Regions from separate parts of the Homo sapiens genome. Here regions 2, 3 and 4 are each linked to region 1. Evidence: chromatin contacts called from ENCODE Hi-C or POLR2A ChIA-PET data. All regions are on one chromosome and are shown on one strand. Each heading gives the region's core, a stretch centred on a gene start or an enhancer-like site at or near the end of the contact. The rest is flanking DNA. Distances are from core to core; before and after follow the strand shown. Region 1 holds the start of GSS (glutathione synthetase). Region 2 holds the start of NCOA6 (nuclear receptor coactivator 6). Region 3 holds the start of PROCR (protein C receptor). Region 4 holds the start of TP53INP2 (tumor protein p53 inducible nuclear protein 2).

What was found. Hi-C counts contacts between places; a loop is a spot of excess contacts on that map. ChIA-PET counts read pairs that join two places held with the same protein, here RNA polymerase II (POLR2A). Pooled maps may share reads with other maps.
Region 2: a map of B cell shows a loop between it and region 1 (9-fold over the local background). The contact joins the promoter of NCOA6 here to the promoter of GSS in region 1. A Hi-C loop is called at or near these places in 31 of 168 maps with a recorded cell type or tissue (A673, B cell, CD14-positive monocyte and 23 more), 37 of 37 single-sample maps with no recorded cell type and 37 of 50 pooled maps. POLR2A ChIA-PET finds 5 or more read pairs at or near these places in 10 of 52 experiments (A549, AG04449, Caco-2 and 7 more).
Region 3: a pooled map shows a loop between it and region 1 (2.1-fold over the local background). The contact joins the promoter of PROCR here to the promoter of GSS in region 1. A Hi-C loop is called at or near these places in 1 of 50 pooled maps. POLR2A ChIA-PET finds 5 or more read pairs at or near these places in 3 of 52 experiments (BJ, T-cell and activated T-cell).
Region 4: a loop to region 1 is called in a map of prostate gland, with 4 times the contacts of the local background. The contact joins the promoter of TP53INP2 here to the promoter of GSS in region 1. A Hi-C loop is called at or near these places in 2 of 168 maps with a recorded cell type or tissue (B cell and prostate gland) and 8 of 50 pooled maps. POLR2A ChIA-PET finds 5 or more read pairs at or near these places in 1 of 52 experiments (activated CD4-positive, alpha-beta memory T cell).

Annotation. Positions count from the first base shown.
Region 1 is chr20:34,954,347-34,959,416 of GRCh38, forward strand. GSS (glutathione synthetase) reads right to left here and starts at 1,460. Exons shown (of 13, transcript NM_000178.4): 1 at 1,381-1,460. MYH7B (myosin heavy chain 7B) reads left to right here and starts at 1,522. Exons shown (of 45, transcript NM_020884.7): 1 at 1,522-1,661; 2 at 3,752-3,866. RefSeq lists enhancers at 1,268-1,367, 1,608-1,787.
Region 2 is chr20:34,824,043-34,828,768 of GRCh38, forward strand. It overlaps NCOA6 (nuclear receptor coactivator 6), which reads right to left and starts at 1,609. Exons shown (of 15, transcript NM_014071.5): 1 at 1,430-1,609. RefSeq lists silencers at 1,076-1,515, 1,526-1,715.
Region 3 is chr20:35,170,569-35,175,262 of GRCh38, forward strand. It overlaps PROCR (protein C receptor), which reads left to right and starts at 1,504. Exons shown (of 4, transcript NM_006404.5): 1 at 1,504-1,656; 2 at 4,134-4,385. The coding sequence starts at 1,587. The region is part of intron 4 of MMP24-AS1-EDEM2 (MMP24-AS1-EDEM2 readthrough); the gene reads right to left. RefSeq lists an enhancer at 3,617-4,319.
Region 4 is chr20:34,700,887-34,705,784 of GRCh38, forward strand. TP53INP2 (tumor protein p53 inducible nuclear protein 2) reads left to right here and starts at 3,458. Exons shown (of 5, transcript NM_021202.3): 1 at 3,458-3,626; 2 at 4,472-4,588. It overlaps LOC105372599 (a long non-coding RNA gene), which reads right to left and starts at 3,296. Exons shown (of 2, transcript XR_936690.3): 1 at 3,251-3,296; 2 at 2,773-2,927. RefSeq lists a silencer at 3,254-3,733.

The DNA.
Region 1 (5,070 bases), core at 210-2,709:
GAGTTCGAGACCAGCCTCACCAACATGGAGAAACCCCATCTCTACTAAAAATACAAAATTAGCCGGGCCTGGTGGCGCATGCCTGTAATCCGAGCTACTTGGGAGGCTGAGGCAGGAGAATAGCTTGAACCCAGGAGGTGGAGGTTGTAGTGAGCCGAGATCGTGCCATTGCACTCCAGCCTGGGCAACAAGAGCAAAGCTCTGTCAAAAAAAAAAAAAAAGAAAAAAAGAAAGAAAGAAAAGAAATCAGATGAAGGTGCTAAGTGGGCCCTTTGTTTTTCTCATTCTACAGCCTCAACCCTCCCTTGGCTTTATTTATGTTTTGCTGATGACATTCAAATCTACATCTTCACAGCAATACTTTCCTACCTTCAAACTAGAATATCCAATTTTTTCCTGCGAGTCTCCATACAACCAGAATAGAATTTGTTGTTGTCTCCCACAAATCTGCTTCTTCTCTGATGAACCCCACCCAGGTACCCAAGCCTTGAGTACTTGTTTCCTACATCTCACTCTCCCCAAATCCTATGGATTTTGCTGCCTAAGTATATAGTACTTTGAATTCCTTTATTTATCTCCATTTCCAGAGTTTGTAGCCTAGCCCCGGCCACTGTCATCTCTTCCCTGGGCGTGAAACAGATTCAGAGTCAGGTGTCTTCAGTGACCAGGATATGTTGGCCTCTGTCCCCCTTCCAGGACTTGGCACGTGCTGTCTTCTCTTTGGAACTCTCGCCACCACTCCTGATCTGGGCTCGCGATTTCGTTCCGGAAGCTGTCCCTGTTCTCCGCCCCGGGCTTCTACATTCTACAGCCCATCACTTTTCCCTGTACCGTAGGAACAGTGTTTGTCTTGATCACTTCTCTACCTAGTAATTAGCCGCGCTTAGTACTGTATTCATTCATCACATGAATGAATGAAGAATGAATGACAGACGGGTCAGATCACCGAAAGCCTCAAAACGCCCACAAGGAAATCGGTCGCACTTTATCGCCAGGACTTAGGCCAGTGCCTGGAAAGGCCCCGAGGCAACGACACGGTCGGCTGCCCAGGCTGGCCCCACTTCACGGGCCCGCTCGCTTCCACCCTGGACAAAGTTTGGCCCTAATCGCTCCCCGTTGTAGCTCTAACTGGCTCCAGTCTCACTGGCCTACATGCCCCGACACCGGCCCGATCTAAAGGCAGAAGATCCGGAAAGTCTGGGATCAGTGCGCGCCAGCCCAACCCCCTCACTAGACACTAGTTGCCCCGCTCCTACGAAGGGTTTCAGCCACAAGGTCTCCCGGCCTCCGGAATTCCAATCTCTTGCCAGACCCCTCCCTCACATCGTTCCTCCCGAGGAAACGTGACCCATGCCGGCCGCCGTGGCCGCCCCAACCTACTAGTTCGCCTTTCCTCCGCGAACGGTTCTCCCGGCCCTCGCGCCGCTACCCAGGCTCAGGGGGCGGGGCCTCGATGCGACCCAGTGCGCTTGCGCTGACCGCCCCGGCTAGGCTTAAAGAGCAGGCGGGGCAGAGACCCATACCTTTGGCGCTGAGTCGAGGCCAGGAAGGGGCGGTCGATGAGAGGGCGGCCTTAGCATTAGGAGTGCGTCGGCTGCACCCTGGCGGATGGACCTTGGGAAGGAGGGGAGGGGACCATCGGGGTCGGCGGGGAGCTACGGGTATGCATAGCTCATAGAGCGTCAGAGCTGACGACGACTAGTGGAAGATGGGGAAACTAATGCTCAGAGCGGGACAGTCACTACCTCAGGGGCACACAATTGATAAGGGTGGGGGTGGCCGTGGTAATGGAGGCCCCAAGGAGGGGCAGGGGCCCATAGTACGTCAGGGGCTGAGCCTGTATTAGAACCCAGGCTTGTTTCCCAGCCCAGCCAAGTCCCAGAAAAATCCCCCTGATTTTATCTATTTTTTTTTAACCTGGGATACCAGCAGGGAAAGCATTAGAGGCAAAAGGAAAGGATTTTCATTTTTCCAGGAATGCTGAAGTCAGGACTGTTTGAGGGGAGCCCTGTGTTTCTCAGACTCTCTTGTACCGTTTACATCAGGATCTGGGGCAGTTTTTAAAAATATGCGGATTCATGATTCCTACCCCCCACCTCATTGCTTGGCAGCCCCCAGGTGCCTTCCCTGTTTCTTCCTTCTGGGTTGTGATAGGCTTGTCTGCAGTCCGAAGCACCTGATACGAATTTTAGTTAAATGGAATGTATCAGTCCAGCTTCTAGGGAATTAACCATAAATAAGACACAGCCACTGCTTTCAGTCTGATAAGATAGGCAATAAACTGCCTTTCTGAAGGAATCAGGGATGGTTTTTGGGGTCTTGAAGGATGGATAGGAAGGTATAGGTAGTGAAGGAGGTAGGGGTAGAGGTGAGAGGCTGGGATGGGGACAGTGTTCCAAATTGCAGGAACAAAAGCAGCAAAGGCTGGCTGGGTGCAGTGGCTCAGACCTGTAATCCCAGCACTTTGAGAGGCCGAGGCAGGTGGATTACTTGAGCTCAGGAGTTGGAGACCAGGCTGGGCAACATGGCGAAACCCCGTCTCTACTAGAAATACAAGAATTAGCCGGGTGTGTTGGCCCGTGCCTGTAATCCCAGCTACTCGGGAGGCTGCGGCGTGAGAATTCTTGAGCCCCGGAGACGGAGGCTGCTGTGAGCTGAGATCACGCTGCAGCACTCCTGCCTGGGTGACAGCGTGAGACCCTGTCCTAAAAACAAAACAAACGAGCAGCGAAGGCATATAATTCTGAGGGTTGCTCGGCTTGTTTTACAGACACTGAGGAGTTTGGTGTGGATAATGAGGAAGGGCCTGAGGGTTGCAACAGGACTTAGGCGCTTAGGCTTGGAGAGGTAGCCTCAGACGCCAGTTCCACTGAGCAACAGGAGCTAAGGGCTTTAAGCAGGGGAAGGACATGGTTAGTTTTGTGTGTTAGGCACTGGTTACAGCGTGACAAATGGTTTGGAAGTGGGGAGATGGGCCAGAGAAAGCAGAGAGAGTTAAGATGTGAGATCATGAGGCTGTAGCCAGTGCAGCAGCTGTGGAGATGGAGCGAAGCGAACAGATCAAAGAAATTTAGGAGTGAGAACTCCTAGTGATCGTAAATCAGTGGCCCAACCCAGGGACCAAGATCCTTTTGACTCTTTTTTTTTTTTTTTTTTTTTGAGACGGAGTTTTCGTTGTTGTTGCCCAGGCTGGAGTGCAGTGGCACGATCTCAGCTCACTGCAACCTCCACTTCCCAGGTTCAAGCAATTCTCCTGCCTCAGCCTCCCAAGTAGCTGGGATTACAGGCGTCCACCACCACACCCGGCTAATTTTTGTATTTTTGGTAGAGACAGGGTTTCACCATGTTGGCCAGATTGGTCTGAAACTCTTGAGCTCAGGTGATCCACCCGCCCCAGCCTCCCAGAGTGCTAGGATTACAGGCGTTAGCCACTGCGCCCGGCCCCTTTTGACTCTTTAAATAAACCATGTACATTATCTGACTACAGGACAGGCTGAGTCCTCCAGTCTCCCGTGTGTGGTCACGGGATGGGGGGAGATGGTGGCAGATAGGTGTCTGGTTATTCCCAGAACAATGTTTCCTGATGTCCTTTCCTCGTTGGCTTTTGTACCTGAGGGGATAAGCAGCTGTTAACTAGAATAGGCCCCAGGTGGCAGGAAGAGGCTCCTGGGTCAACCAGGAACAAAAGAAGCTATTTCTAGTGCAGCATGAAATTAAAAATCAAAAGCATGACCCAGGGTTCTCTGTGCAGGTTCCCCTCTTCCAAGACGGGTGCCAAGTGATGAGTATCAGGTGTCTATGGTGAGATTTGGGGAGGATCCCAGACCTTAACAGCCCTTTGGTTGAAACCTCTCACAATGTGGCAGGTAAGATGTCTTTATTCCCATTTTGTAGATGTGGCAGCTGAGCCTCAGAAGTTACGTGACTTGTTCAAGGTGACCCAGTTTGTGGTAGGACTGGGAGTGAAGGACTCTTGACTAAGAATCTTTCCAGGGAGCGTTTGCCCTTTCTGCACTCTCTGCCTGGGTGCTTTCCTCCAAAATCCTGGCATGACTGGCTCCTTTGGTCATTCAGATGTTTCATCCCTGGAGGCTGCCCCACCCTATAAGTCTATCACGTTATCCTTTTCTTTTTTTTGAGATGGAGTCTCACTCTGTTGCCCAGGCTGGAGTGCAGTGGTGCGATCTTGGCTCACTGCAACCTCTGTCTCCTGGGTTCAAACAATTCTCCTGCCTCAGTCTCCTGAGTAGCTGGGATTACAGGCACGTGCCACCATGCCCGGCTAATTTTTGTATTTTTAGGAGAGACAGGGTTTCACCATGTTGATCAGGCTGGTCTCAAACTCCTGACCTTGTGATCCGTCCGCCTCTGCCTCTCAAAGTGCTGGGATTACAGGCGTGAGCCACCGTGCCCGGCCTTGTATTTTCTTCATAGCAGTTATTCATATCTGAAATTGTTGCTTTTATTTGTTTGCTGTTTCCCTCTGCTAGAATGTGAGCCCCATGAAAATGGGCCATGTCTGTCTTGTTCACCACTTTACCCCCAGGACCTGACTGGTGCCTGCCACGTGGCAGATGCTCAATAATATTTGCTAACTGATGGAAATAGTTTGGGGAGAGAGAAAGAGAAGGAAACCAACATTTAATGAAAGCTGAGGATGTTTCAAGTACTTCTCACAAATTACCTCATTTAATCCCTTCACAGCCTTTCAAGGTAGAAATCGTATCTCCATTGGGTGAATAAGAAACCATGCTAAGTCAGGTCAAGTCTGTGGTTTGTTACTTTTGAGGCTATAGACTCGTCTGAGATCCATTAGTATAAAATTTTGCATCAGCTACGTGGAGGAATTCACAGACCTTCTCAGGCTCACTTGGGGATCTCAGATCAAGACACATAGGATTGGGGAACTTGCCCAGGGTCTTTTTGGCCCCAGGCCTTTGCTGGATCCTCACTCCCTGGCAAGGATGGAGTCCATGTAGTGGACTGTAGGGAACCTGCTGAAGATTCCGGAGCAGAGGGAGATGATTTGCCCTGAGCCTCTGGTGTCTCAGACCTGAGTTTGAATCCTGA
Region 2 (4,726 bases), core at 359-2,858, 130 kb before region 1:
TTAGAGATGAACCAGGAAATACCAAATAACTGGCTGCCTATACTTTTTTGTATTCCCTTCAGCCTTTGTATTGCCACACTCATTACAGGAAGAAAACAAATTTAATAGTTATCTGGTATATACTGTTATGCTTCATTTCTTGTTGTTTTTGTTTGTTTGCTTTTAGTTTCATCACAAGAATGTTATGCTTCATTTCTTAACACCTTTCTCCCAGCTAGCAAATTCCTTTAAGGCAATGTGTTTAGTGAGGAAGCAGCCGACAATTTCTAGTACCCCTCTGCCACTAACTTGTAAGATCTTGAAAAGTCAACTTTACCTTTCTATGTTTCAGCTAAAATCACTACCTGATTTGAAATCTTTACTTGATCTCTCAGGCCTTTGTAGTTTTTATACATTCACTCTTCTTCACCATTTTACTGGCTTCAATAACGCCTTTCTGATGACCTCTCCAGGTGACTCTGCTCTTAAGCTGTGGGCTGTCCCCTTCCAGGGAAGACACCTTGGGTCACCGCCCCCAAACAGCCAGGTCCCTCCTTTTAAAGACACACACAACTCCCTAAGTTGATAAAGGTTCTCTCCTTCCTTGCCAACCAGTTCCACTCTCTGTGCCTCTTTTGCTGGCCAGCTCCTGCACCCAAACCTCAGTCTCCCTTTGTCCCCCTTTTCTCTCATCAAACACCTCCTTTTTCCTGTTGCTTCCCCCAAGAGGGGGTGGAGGATGCTTGGGACATAAGTCTTCAGAGCCTTGGGAGTTATACAGCTTTGCAATTCAGCCCCAGTACCCCAAGGACTGCCCCAATCTGAACCAGCGTCTGTACCCAAAGGGCCCTCATTCCTCATCAATCACCTCCTTCCCTCCCAGCAAAGAACTGCTCCAGCCCTGACAGCCTGAGCTTGGCCCCCATGCCTCCACCCCAATCCCCAGGTCCTACCTGCATTAGGGCTCTAACACCGCCTAAGGCCTAACCCAGTTCCACGTCCTGCCATCCTCTCAGCCCATAGACCCCAATCCCGGTTCCCTTCGGACCCAGTGTTCCTTCTCCGCGACCCTGACCACGACCCCACGACCGGCTCCCGCCTGTTCCCCAGGCCTGGAGCGCCACCCCGTGCAGACCCCGGCCAGCCCTGCACTCCCTCAGTGCACCGGCCCCCGCGCCCAGCACCCTCCCCACCCAGCCCGGCCGCCGCTCCCTCCAGCGCCCCCGCCCGCAGGCCTGGGGCCCGCTCCCCAACATGGCGACGGGGACACAAGCGCGGCGGGCGGGGCGGCTCCGGGCCGGGCCCGCTCTCAGACCGTGCCACTCGGTCGCCCGGCGCCATTTTTCCGCGCGGGCCCGGGCGGCGCCTCCTCCCCGCGAAGCCAGCCCGACAAGGACCGCGGACGCCCGGCGGGCCCACCCCTTACGGGCCCGCGCCGCCGTCCCCTCACCTGAGCGCGGCCCCGGCCCTCCCGGGCGGGCCTTGGAGCGCCGGCCCGGGCCGTGCGTGCCCGCCGCCCTCGGTGCGTCCGTCCGTCAGTCCTCGCGTGCGCCCGTCTGTCCCGCCGCCCGCGCCCGGCCGCCCGCAGCCCGACCCGGCAGGGCCTCACGGAGCCGGCGGGGAGGGGGATGGGCCGGACCGGGCCGGGGAGGGAGGGGGAGGGAGGGAGAGAGGGAGGGAGCGCGAGAGGGGGCGGGGCGGACTCGAGGGGCGGGGCATTGCCCACGTGACCAGACGTCCCCGGGAGCGCGAGGTGGAGCGCGCGCCAGCTCCCTTCGGTGCTGAGTGCTTAGTGCTGGGATCTCGTGGGTCTCTGTCGGCTTTCCAGGGCTATTCTCTCGCCAGTGAGTCCCACTTCGGAAGCACACATTGCACAGTCTTTTGCGAGCGCTCTGAGTATCCTTGGACATGGCAACTCCAAGCCTCAGTTTACCCATCTGAAATATGGGGAAAATCATAGTGCTTGTGAAGAGCAAATGGAGGTGGGCTTGGAAAGCACTTGTCACCGTGCCTGACACATACTGTCTAATAATAAGCTTAATGGGATATAGATAAAAGCTTTCATTATTATTTGCCTCTAAATCCCTCTCTTCTTTTTCCCATCATTACCTCCCTAGCAAGCTAAAATGCTCAGTAAATAGAATTATTGATCGAACGAGTGTGGCCCCTCCCCTCTTCCCAAACGTAGAAAGGCCTCCTCAGCACTGGACTTCATGTCTGTCATACAGGCCTGGATTCATATCTGGCTTTCACTCTTTTTTAAAAATTTTCTGTTTTTTCCCACACTACACTGATGTATTTTTTAAATTTTCGTAAGTACGTAGTAGGTGAATATATTTATGGGGTACATGAGATTTTGATACAGGCATGCGATGTGTAATCACATCATGGTAAATGGGGTATCTAGCAACTCAAGCATTTATCCTTTGTGTTACAAATAACCCAATTATACTCTAGTTATTTTAAAATGTACAAGTAAATTTTGTGTGTGTGTGGTTTTTTTTTTGTTTTTTGTTTTATTTTTGTTTTTTTGAGACGGAGTCTCACTCCGTCGCCCAGGCTGGAGTGCAGTGGCGCGATCTCAGCTCACTGCAACTTCCGCCTCCCTGGTTCAAGGGATTCGCCTGCCTCAGCCTCCTGAGTAGCTGGTACTACAGGCGCATGCCACCACGCCCAGCTAATTTTTGTATATTTTTTAAGTAGAGATGGGGTTTCACCATATTGGCCGGGCTGGTCAGGAACTCCTGACCTCATGATCCGCCCGCCTCTGCCCCTCAAAGTGCTGGGATTATAGGCGTGAGCCACCGCGCCCGGCCAATTGTTTTTTACTGTAGTCACCTTCTTGTGCTAGCAAATACTAGGTCTTATTCTTTCTAACTATTCTTTTGTACCCGTTAATCATTCCCACTTCCCACCTACCTCCCCATTAATCTTACCAGCCTCTGGTAACCCTCCTTCTATTCTCTATCTCCATGAGTTCAATTGTTTTAATTTTTCGCTCCTGGCCCGGCATGGTGGCTCACGCCTGTAATCCTAGCACTTTGGGAGGCCAAGATGGGCGGATCACCTGAGGTCAGGAGTTCAAGACCAGCCTGGCCAACATGGTGAAACCCTGTCTCTACTAAAATACAAAAGCTAGGTGGGCATGATGGCGGGTGCCTGTAATCCCAGCTACTCAGGAGGCTGAGACGGGAGAATCTCTTGAACCTGGGAGATGGTGGTTGCGGTGAGCCTAGCTCGCGCCACTGCACTCCAGCCTAGGTGGCTGAGTGAGACTCCGTCTCAAAAAAAAATAAAAAATAGTTAATTTTTTGCTCCCACAAATAAGTGAGAACATGTGAAGTTTGTCTTTCTGTGCCCGGCTTCTTTCACATAACATAATGACCTCCAGTTCCATCCATATTGTTGCAAATGACACGATCTCACTCTTTTTTAATGGCGGAATAGTATTCCATTGTGTATATGTACATTTTATTTATCCATTCATCTGTTGATGGACACTTAGGTTGCTTCCAAATCTTGGCTGTTGTGAACAGGGATGCAGTAAACATGAGAGTGCAGATCTCTTCCATACACTGATTTCCTTTCTTTCCGGTGTATACCTAAGAATGGGATTGCTGGATTGTATGGCAGCTCTCTTTGGCTTTCGCTCTTGATAGCTGTCCTTGCCTCTCTGAACTTGAGCATCTTCATCTGTAAAATGGGAGTTGGGGTCTGTTCTGAGCATCCCAGGAGATAGAGGATGAGCAGGTGGATTGTAAACTAATTAAACAAATCAGTCCTACTGATCCCATAGAAGAAAGGGAGTCAGGAACCCTTTCATTCCATCAATATTTATTGAGTACACACAGTGTGCTTGGACTGGTGTAGTAGATACCCACCATCTTTTCACATTACCCTGACCGCCCTCTAATCTATTCTCCACCCTGCTGTCAGAGTAATGTTTCTAATGATCAGAAATATGATCATGTCACTACTCTACTTAAAAGTATCTGTTGATGGCCAGGTGCAGTGGCTCACACCTGTAATCCCAACACTTTGGGAGGCTGAGGCAGGTGGATTGTTTGAGCCCAGGAGTTCAAGACCGGGCTGAGCAACATGGCAAACGCTGTCTCAACAAAAAATACAAAAATGGCTGGGCTCAGTGGCTCATGCCTATAATTCCAGCACTTTGGGAGGTCGAGGTGGGTGGATCACGTCAGCTCAGAAGTTCGAGACTAGTCTGGGCAACATGGCAAAACCCCATCTCTACTGAAAATACAAAAATTAGCTGGGCATGGTGGTGCACACCTGTAGTCCCAGCTAATCGGGAGGCTGAGGCATGAGGCAAGAATCACTTGAGCTGGAAGGTGGAGGCTTCAGTGAGCCGAGATAACACCACTGCCCTCCTGCCTGGGTGGCAAAGGGAAACCGTGTCTCAAAAAGACAACAAAAGACAAAAACATAGCAGGCATGGTGCTGCACACCTGTGGCCCCAGCCACTTTGGAGGTTGAGGTGGGAGGATTGCCTGAGCCTGGGAGGTTGAGGCTGCAGTAAGCTAAGATCATATCATTGCACTCCAGCCTGGGCAATAGAGTGAGACCCTGTCTCAAAAAAAAAAAAAAATCTGATGGCTCTACATTGCTCTTAAGATAAAGGCCAAGCCGGGCGCGGTGGCTCACGCCTGTAATCCCAGCACTTTGGGAGGCCGAGGCGGGCAGATCACAAGATCAGGAGATCGGACCATCCTGGCTAACACGGTGAAAC
Region 3 (4,694 bases), core at 254-2,753, 220 kb after region 1:
AGGTGCAGTGGCTCCTGCCTATACCAGAGGATTGCTTGAGTGCAGGAGTTCAAGACCAGCCTGGGCAACATAGCGAGACCACATCTCTAGTAAAAATAAAAAAAAATAGCTAGGCGTGGTGGCACAGTGGCACGTACCTTTAGTCTCAGCTACTCGGGTGGTTGAGGTGGGAGAATCACTTGAGCCCGGGAGGTCAAGCCTACAATTAGCTGTGATTGCTTCACTGCACTATAGCCTGGGCAACAGAGCTAGACCCTGTCTCAAAAAAATAATAATAAATTTTATATATATATATGAGGATGAAATTACATATGTATTATTTGAACAGAAGTGAAATCTTTTCTTTTTTTTTTTCAGACAGAATCTTGCCGCATGACCCAGGCTAGAATGCAGTGGTGTGATCTCGGCCCTCTGCAACCTCCACCTCCCAGGTTCAAGCGATTCTCATGCCTCGGTCTCCCAAGTAGCTGGGATTACAGGCATGCACCACCATGCCCAGCTAATTTTTGTATTTTTCGTAGAGACGTTCGCCATATTGGCCAGGCTGGTCTCAAACTCCTGGCCTCAAGTGATCTGCCCACCTCGGCCTCCCAAAGTGCCAGCAGCATGCTCGGAGGAGTGACTTTAAAGCTTTTCTACTTGCTTCCTAGAGTAAGGGACGCATTTTACACTGCTATCCAAAACTCATCATAGAAACATACACACACAAAACCAAAGCACACATATACAACTGAGCAAATATTTCATGACATAACACTTTCTCTTACTAAGGGTGACGCGCTGAAATTTTGTATTCTGTCCTATTTCATTTTTTAAAAATGGTAACCATGACCTGCTAAATTGATTTCATTGTCCACTAATAAATTATGACCTCAGTTTCAAAAAGATTGCTTTAGGTAACCAATCATCTTCTGAGATTTATACAGATTGCTCATAATTCTCTCCTATTTTTTAAAAACATGCTGCAGTGAACTGCTTTACACTCATTTTATGACTACTTCTGAGACCAAGATCCCGGATTATGTAATTGTTATTTACTTAAAATTCTGGTAAAATGTAGCCATTATACTGGAAAACTAAATTTTAATCTTGGATCTGTCACCACCATGATATATAAACTTTGGGCAAGTCCCTGCACCTCTCTGGACCTCAATCTCCCCATCAGCAACCTGCTGATCCTACTCCCAGGAGTGTGCTCTAAGTTGAAAGTAGATGCCCCACCCCCTGAGTCAGCGCCGGCAGGACTTCTCACCAAGCCCTTCTCCCCCTTTTCCGCTCCCTGTTCCTGGTTCCTAGGAAGCAGCCCAAGGAGAAGGGAAAAGGCAGGTCTGGGCAGGAGGGAGCAATGAAGGGCGGGGCAGAGGGAGGGCAGGAGGGAGGCCGGCCCCCTAGTAGGAAATGAGACACAGTAGAAATAACACTTTATAAGCCTCTTCCTCCTCCCATCTCCTGGCCTCCTTCCATCCTCCTCTGCCCAGACTCCGCCCCTCCCAGACGGTCCTCACTTCTCTTTTCCCTAGACTGCAGCCAGCGGAGCCCGCAGCCGGCCCGAGCCAGGAACCCAGGTCCGGAGCCTCAACTTCAGGATGTTGACAACATTGCTGCCGATACTGCTGCTGTCTGGCTGGGCCTTTTGTAGCCAAGACGCCTCAGATGGTGAGTCGGGGGCACATCTCCTGCCTCAGGATGGTTCTGGAGAATCTCAGTCTATCTGGGCACATGGCAAGACCACAGGAGAGCTTATCTCACAGCATCTGTGTCTGCAGCTGGCTAGATCTCTCTACAGGGCAGGCAGAGTCTTGGGGACTGGTTCGTGTCCCAAAGCCAAGGTGAGTTAGTACATTTAAGCCCCTGAAAAGGGGGAGATGAAAGAGGCTAGGGGAAACAGGATGACTGGAAACATGAGAAAGAAACCAGCAGAGAGGGTAGGAGAATCAGCCCCAGGGAGAGGGGAGAAAGGGGAACTGAGGGTGATGGTAGATAGGGGTACATCTAGGGGAGACGGGAAGAGGCTCAGAAGAGAAGAGAAATGGAGGGAATGGGAAGACCCTGGGAAAACTGATGGAAGAAGTGGGGGAAGAGTGGGGCAGAGAGAGGTTAGGGGAGGCTAGGGAAAATGGAAGGAGACTGGTCGCAGCTGGTGGAACTGGGGAGAAAGAGATGCTGTGCCTAATAGAACTTATGGGCGATCAGGCTACTGAAGTGGCCCTGTTTAAGCAGAAAAGGGAGTTATTACCCTCCATTATAATTGCACAGGGGCCTCCTTTCCCCTCTCTCACAATCCCCGTAACTTCAGTCTCCCCCTCAGAGAGGCAGCAAATAATAACCAGTATTCAATGAGTGCTCACTATGGTTAATACATGTATTGACCCATTTAACTTGCACAAACCCCTAAAGGTGGGTAATATTATTACTATCTCCATTTTATGAGGAGGAAACTGGGTCACAGAGTAGTTAAGGACCATGTCTAGGGTTATCCATAAATATACTTATTCACATCTGCAGATACAAAGCACAACTTCTCAAATGCAAACACAGACAGGACCCACTCACACACACAGATTTACAACCCCGGACTCATCCAAATGTGCTCTGGGCATCAACTCTGTGCCAGCCTCTTTTCTGGGTGTAGGAAGCAGAGATTACCAAGCATGGTTCCATAGCCTAGAGGAGTCCAGTGTGGCCTGTGTGTGTTTGGAGACAGCCAGGTAGTATCCCGTGAGATACACACTAATATATGGTGGTCTGGGATCACTGAAACAGACACACTGTGTCTCGTGGGGCATCAGAAAAAAATTTCCAAGAAGAGGGCAACTGAGCTGGGTCTTTTTTTCTTTGCTTTTCTTTCTTTTTTCTTTTTTTTTTTTTTTTTTTTTTTTGAGATGGAGTCTTGTGCTGTCACCCAGGCTGGAATGCAGTGGCACAATTTCAGCTAACTGTAACCTCCAACTCCCAGGTTCAGGCGATTCTCCTGCCTCAGCCTCCTGAGTAGCTGGGACTACAGGCATGTACCACCACGCCTGGCTAATATTTGTATTTTTAGTACAGATGGGGTTTCGCCATGTTGGCCAGGCTGGTCTTGAATCCCTGACCTCAAGTGATCCGCCCGCCTCGGCCTCCCAAAGTACTGGGATTACAGGCATGAGCCACCGCGCCCAGTCTCTGAGCTGGGTCTTAAATCATGAATAAACTTCGCCAGGCAGAAAAAGGGAGGCAGAGCAATCCTGACATGCTATTCATGTGTCAGCCAAAGGCAGCATGAGGAATCCCAACTAGTTTGATATATAAGCAGCGGGAAGCGGCCAGAAAAGGCAGCAGGGGCCAGGTCTCTAGCAGCCTTGAATGCCAGGCTAAAGACTCTGGACTTGATCCTGTGGGGAGGCAGTGTAGCAGAATGGCTGAGTGCTGGACTTGACTGCCTACGTGCAAACCTTGGCTCTGCTACACTATCTCTGTCTCAGTTTCCCATGTAGACTGGGGTTAATAATAGTAGCTATTGCATTAAGCCACTGGGGAAAGGCACAAAGATAATAATGTATGTAAAGCCCATTGCCCAGGTTATAATAAGCACTGAATCGACATTGGCTATGATTATTTTTGATTAATGAAGGGGAGGGGGTTATGGCACTGGAAGATTTTAAGTAGGAAAAGGACATGATCTCATCCCTGGGTCAGGTGGAGGTCGGAATAGAGAACGGGGAGATGAAGTAGAAAGTTACTACCCCAGTCTAGATGAGACGGATGAATCCTGAATCAGGGCAGTGGAAGAGGAGATGGAGAACAGGCGATGGAATTGGAATTTTATTCAGGTCAGGATTTGTTAACCATTTGTTCCGTTGGTTAACAGGAAACGGGGGGAGGGAGAGCCGAGGGTGAAAAAGGAGGCAGAAAGGAGTGTCTCTTCCACTGCAGGCCTCAGTTTCCTCATCTGTAAAACGGAGATAATAATCCCTGTCCTGTCCTCCTGGCAGAGTTACTGTCAGCGTCAAACGGGAGAAGCGGTGGGAGGGCACATTATAGTTTATGAAGGGTCGAGAAGGCGGGCGGCCAGCCTCGAGGTAGGGGGTTATTATCTTCCGCTGCCCGCCGCCCCCTCCCACGCCGGCCCAGGCTGAAGCTGACTCTGCCCGCAGGCCTCCAAAGACTTCATATGCTCCAGATCTCCTACTTCCGCGACCCCTATCACGTGTGGTACCAGGGCAACGCGTCGCTGGGGGGACACCTAACGCACGTGCTGGAAGGCCCAGACACCAACACCACGATCATTCAGCTGCAGCCCTTGCAGGAGCCCGAGAGCTGGGCGCGCACGCAGAGTGGCCTGCAGTCCTACCTGCTCCAGTTCCACGGCCTCGTGCGCCTGGTGCACCAGGAGCGGACCTTGGCCTGTGAGTAGGCGCGCAGCGGGGGCGGGGTCTGGGCGGGGCTAGTGGGGGCGGGGCCTGGCGGGTGGGGGCGGGGCCTGGCGGATGGAGGCGGGCTGGGACTTGCAGGGACCCGGCAGCCACTGGAGCTCGGTGGCGCCTGGGCCTTTGAAGATTGCTGGGTGGGGGCTGGAGAGAGGCAGTTGTCCCCGCTAAGAAAGCCCCGACTCGGGCGGTCGTCCTGCTGGCATAACCTCTTGGGATAGACCCTGTTGGAAGGCCCTGACACCGTGACGTCGAAGGTCCCCAGAAAACTCCTCACCCCTCGCCTCA
Region 4 (4,898 bases), core at 2,208-4,707, 250 kb before region 1:
ACCTCTGACTCTACAGAGAAATGGAAGACTGAGATCTGACTTAGCAGCCTAGAAAGACTTAGCAGCCTAGAAATGGGGTTCAGCTAATTCTGGGAACAGAGTCCGGTCACTTAAGGTACCAGAGTGTAGCCAAGAGCCCCCTTTTCTGGGCTTGGGGAACCAGAACCATGTGTTCAACAGACCATTGCCTGTACACAGGGTAGAGAGTGCAGGTGTATACTCCTGAACCAGCCACCCTTCTTTTTTTTTTTTTTTTTTTTTTGAGATGGAGTCTCACTCTGTCGCCCAGGCTGGAGTGCAGTGGCACGATCTCTGCTCACTGCAAGCTCCGCCTCCCCGGTTCACGCCATTCTCCTGCCTCAGCCTCCCGAGTAGCTGGGACTACAGGCGCCCGCCACCACGCCTGGCTAATTTTTTGTATTTTTAGTAGAGGCGGGGTTTCACCGTGTTAGCCAGAATGGTTTCAATCTCCTGACCTCGTGATCCGCCCGCCTCAGCCTCCCAAAGTGCTGGGATTACAGGCGTGAGCCACCGTGCCCAGCCCCCAGCCACCCTTCTTAAGCTTCAAGCTATAACTACTGAGCCTGTGATGAAAGTCTACTCTATGCCAGACCCCCACAAGCTGGGTGCGGGCAGTATAGGGACAAAGACTCTGCCCTTGGGATGCCAACCATCCACTTGAGAAGACACATACACATACAATGAGTCATCATCACTTACTGTTTATGGACAAATAAACGTCCATCAAGGTAGCCATCAACTCGTGGGTAGGGACAAGGAAGGCTACCTAGAGGAAGAAAGGGTGAGTAGAATCTCTCCCTCTCTCTCTCTTTTTTAAGAGACAGGGTCTGGCTCTGTCATCCAAGCTGGAATGCAGTGGCTTGATCATAGCTCATTGTAACCTAAACCCAAGTGATCTTCTTATTTCAGCCTCCCTAAGCAGCTGGGACTACAGGTGCATGGCATCTGGCTAATTTTCTCATTTTTTGCAGATAAGTGGTCTCGCTATATTGGCCAGGCTGGTCTCAAACTCCTGGCCCCAAGCAATCCTCCTGCCTTGGCCTCCCAAAGTGCTGGGATTATGGCTGTGAGCCACCACACCTGGCCAAGTAGAATCTTGAAGACAGGAAAGATCTGGATTTCAGAAAGTTCTGAAGAAGGCATTCCAGGCAGGGGAAACAGCTTGAGCAAAAGGGTGGAGGTGGGAGAGTGCTGTAGAGTCAACAAGGAGTTTGACTTTAGCACAAGATGCGTGTAGGAGAAGGGGAGGTGAAGCTGGAGAGAACTGGGGCCGGAGCATGGGGGGCATGAGTTCTGTGTTAGGAGTGTGGGGCTTTAGGAGCCACATCAGGTTTTAGAACAAACAAGTGGCTTGACAGGAGAGACGTGTTAGGGATTATTTAATTAAAGTCAGCAAGTAGGTCTGAAAGGGTATGAGGTTAGCAGGAAGTGGCTGTGATGGGCAGAGGCTCAGAGTTGCATGGAATGAGGACACTTTGGGTATAACACTCCAAGGGCCACAATGCCACTCCCCTCTCCACCCCTCAGCCTTGGGTTATTTTTTTCTGGCTTCTTCCCCTGTCGCTAGGGTTAAGGAGTCCCTTGGGGGTTTCAGATGAGGCTGGGATAGAGTTTTATCACTAGAGTGCCGGGCACGGTGGCTCACGCCTGTAATCCCAGCACTTTGGGAGGCCGAGGCAGGCAGATCACAAGGTCAGGAGACCGAGACCATCCTGGCTAACACTAAACATACAAAAATACAAAAAATACAAAAAATTAGCCGGGCGTGGTAGCGGGCGCCTGTAGTCCCAGCTACTCGGGAGGCTGAGGCAGGAGAATGGCGTGAACCCGGAAGGCGGAGCTTGCAGTGAGCCGAGATCGTGCCACTGCACTGCAGCCTGGGCAACAAGAGCGAGACTCCGTCTCAAAAAAAAAAAAAAAGTTTTATCACTAGATCATTAACCTCTGGCCTAGGTCACCTCCGGCCTCCTTTTGGGCTAGGTGGGCAGTTCTCGGACCCTCCCCCACCAGCCCTGCTCTGCTGACCTAGAACCTCTGGCCCTGGAGATTCTGATATGTGTATTTGTGGTCTCTTCTCGGGCATCTCCCAGGCCACTGGGAGAGCTGGGGCCTAGAGCGTGGGGTGGGTGGAATCCTGAGGGCAGAGAGTGTGGAAGAATCTTACAATGGCAGCTCTAGAGGGAAGCCTGGATATGTTTGTTTGACAAACTGAGACCCAGAGAGGTAACATGACTTGAGGTCACACAGCAAGTCTAGGGCACAGTCAGGACTGAAAGCCAGGACTCTGGGGAGGCTAAAGCGCCCTGAGGTTTAGACCATCTGGTTCATGTAGAGAATGGAGAGGGTCAGGGCTGGGAGCTATGGGTTCAAATCCTGGCTCTGCCATTGACTGTACTTTTGTGACCTAAGAAAGTCACTTGAGCTCTCTGAGTCTGTTTCCTCAACTGTTAAACGGGACAATATCTACCTTTTGGGTTGTTGTGAAGATAAAAAAACACACCCATAGCACAGGTCGTGGCACACAGTAAGTGTGCCAATACATGTCAGCTAGTGGTATGGTGGTGCAATAGTAGGTGCCTAATAAATGTTGAATGCATTGTTGAACATGAGTTCACACGCTAACAGTGAGATTGTGAGACTCAGCTTTCCCACGTGTAAATCAGGACTCATAATCAGTCCCTGTCCTGCCACTTCTTTACAGCCCCGGTAGCAACATAGATTAAATAAGGTATGTAAACGTTCAAGCGCGGAGCCGTCTCAGGTCAATGTTTACTCAGCCCAGGGCAATTCCTCTCCAAGTCCTACTCTGCGAAATTTCACGTCAGCTTCACTAACTTCTCTACATTCCCAGATGCTCCCCGGGAACCGGGGGTTGGGGATGTCCCTCTTTTCTCAAGCCCGCCGAGCTGAGGAAAAACGGGGTGGGAAAGCAGAGTGTGTAAGGCTGAGGAGGTGAGCCAGAGGGGGGAGGGAGAGCAGGAATAAGGGCAGTGGGGAGAATGCAGGTGCACGGACGTGGTGTGGGTCGAGAACAGGGTCCGCATCGGGGGACTTGGATATAGGATGCAGTGAAAGGATTTGGGGAGCAGTGGGAGAGGTGAGGGCGCTGCGATCCGGGAAGAATCAGGAAAATAAGGAGCCGGTAGGAGGGAGTGGAGATCCTCCTCGCGGAGAGCTCGCCGCGGCGCAGGGCTCCCAGCTCCCCGCAGCTGCCTCCCCGAACACTCACCCTCCCGGTTCCGAGAACGTTTCCCGGCCCGAGCGCCCGGCCCGCAAACCGGGAGGGGAGGGGAGGGGAGGGGCAGGGGGGGATCCGCAGCCCGGGATTGGCCGCCGCCCCGCCAGCCGGTGACGCGAGGCGGGCGGGCCCCTTTGTGACGTCACAATCAGCTGTTTGAACGTTCCAATTTGTGCCGTGAGCCCCGCCGCAGCGGCCGCACAGACTCAAAGCCCCGCGGGCGAGCTCAGCAGCCCGGAGCGACCGCGGCCCCGCCGCCTCCCCCGCGAGTCCCGGCGATGCGGCCCGGCCTGTGAGCGGCCGGCGACCCTGGGACGCCCCGCCGCACAACTACCTCAACGCCGTGCCGCCCCCCTCCCGCCCCCAGGTGAGTCCCGACCCGGGTGGGCCTGGGGGCTCCCCTGCCACGGACACGCCCTGCGCCCCCCGCGCCCGGGCCTTTGTCTGTCTCCGCCGGCGGCCGCCGGGGCCGCGTTCCCGGCTCCCGATTGGTTGCCGCACGCCCGGTAGACCATGACGTCGTTCTATTTGCATATGACATTGAGACGTCACCAAGGCCGGTACCGCCCCCACAGGCTCGGGTCGCTTGTCCTCCCGTGACCCGGTAGCCGCTGTGTCGGGGCTGGGCCCTGGGTGAGACGCTGCAATCCAAAGGGGGCTGCAGGGGGATCGGCGATTTCCTAGGCTTATCCAGGGGCTGGGGTCAGGCCTCTGATCCCCTACTTTCTCTTTGCAACCTGAGAAGGAGTCAGACGGCGCTGCTGGGCCTAGGTTGAGGGGGTCGTCAGGAGTTCAGGGCTGCATGGGACTCCAGGTGGTTGGGACAGCACCAGATGGTGGTGGGATCCCCTCCCTCCGGCTCCAGACTCCGCCCCCAGGGACTAACAGAATAACATCCTCCTAATCCCTGATTTGTGTGCAGCGCCTTAGCTGATGTCACTCCTAGACCCAAAATGAAGGGTCTTAGACCCCAGTGCATGGAAGGGGCAACAGGCCCAGAGAGGAGGATTAGCTCTCTCGAGGTCACATAACCAATTAGAGTCATGCTCACTGAGTGACAGATGGATTATTAGCCAGGGGCAAAGACATAATAGGGGCTCAGTACAAGTGGTAAGATACACATCCTCCTTCCACTGGGGACCCGATCTTGGGCTCAGCCTTATCACGGTTTGATAGGCTCCTAGGTGTCCTTACTCCTGGACCCTTTTCCAGGGAATCTCTGGAGATTGGTTCACCTTTTGTGGTCCTGACCCCTTCTGTCCTCACTGTACCTTGAAGTCCTAGAGTCCAATAAAATCGCTGCCTCCCAGCTGTTTGGATCACAGAGAGGTGAGTCATTGGCTGCCTCGGGGTGTCTCCAGGGCTGATGTTGGGGTGGAGGGTGGGGTGAGGGTTCCCTCTATTGGCCCTTTACCTTCCCAACTTCCTAGGTCGTCAGCTAGGAAGGGCCTGACCTGGCCTAGTGCAGACAATTGCAGGTGTTTTGCTGCTCCCTCGTCACCTCTGCCCACAGAGAGTATAGGAGAAGGGATAGGATAAGGAGAGTTTCTGACTTAACAAGTGGATGGGCCTAGAGGCTGAACCAGGAACTCCATTCCTGCTGGGAGTTTGCTCAAGGATGGGCTGGGGGTAGGGGTGG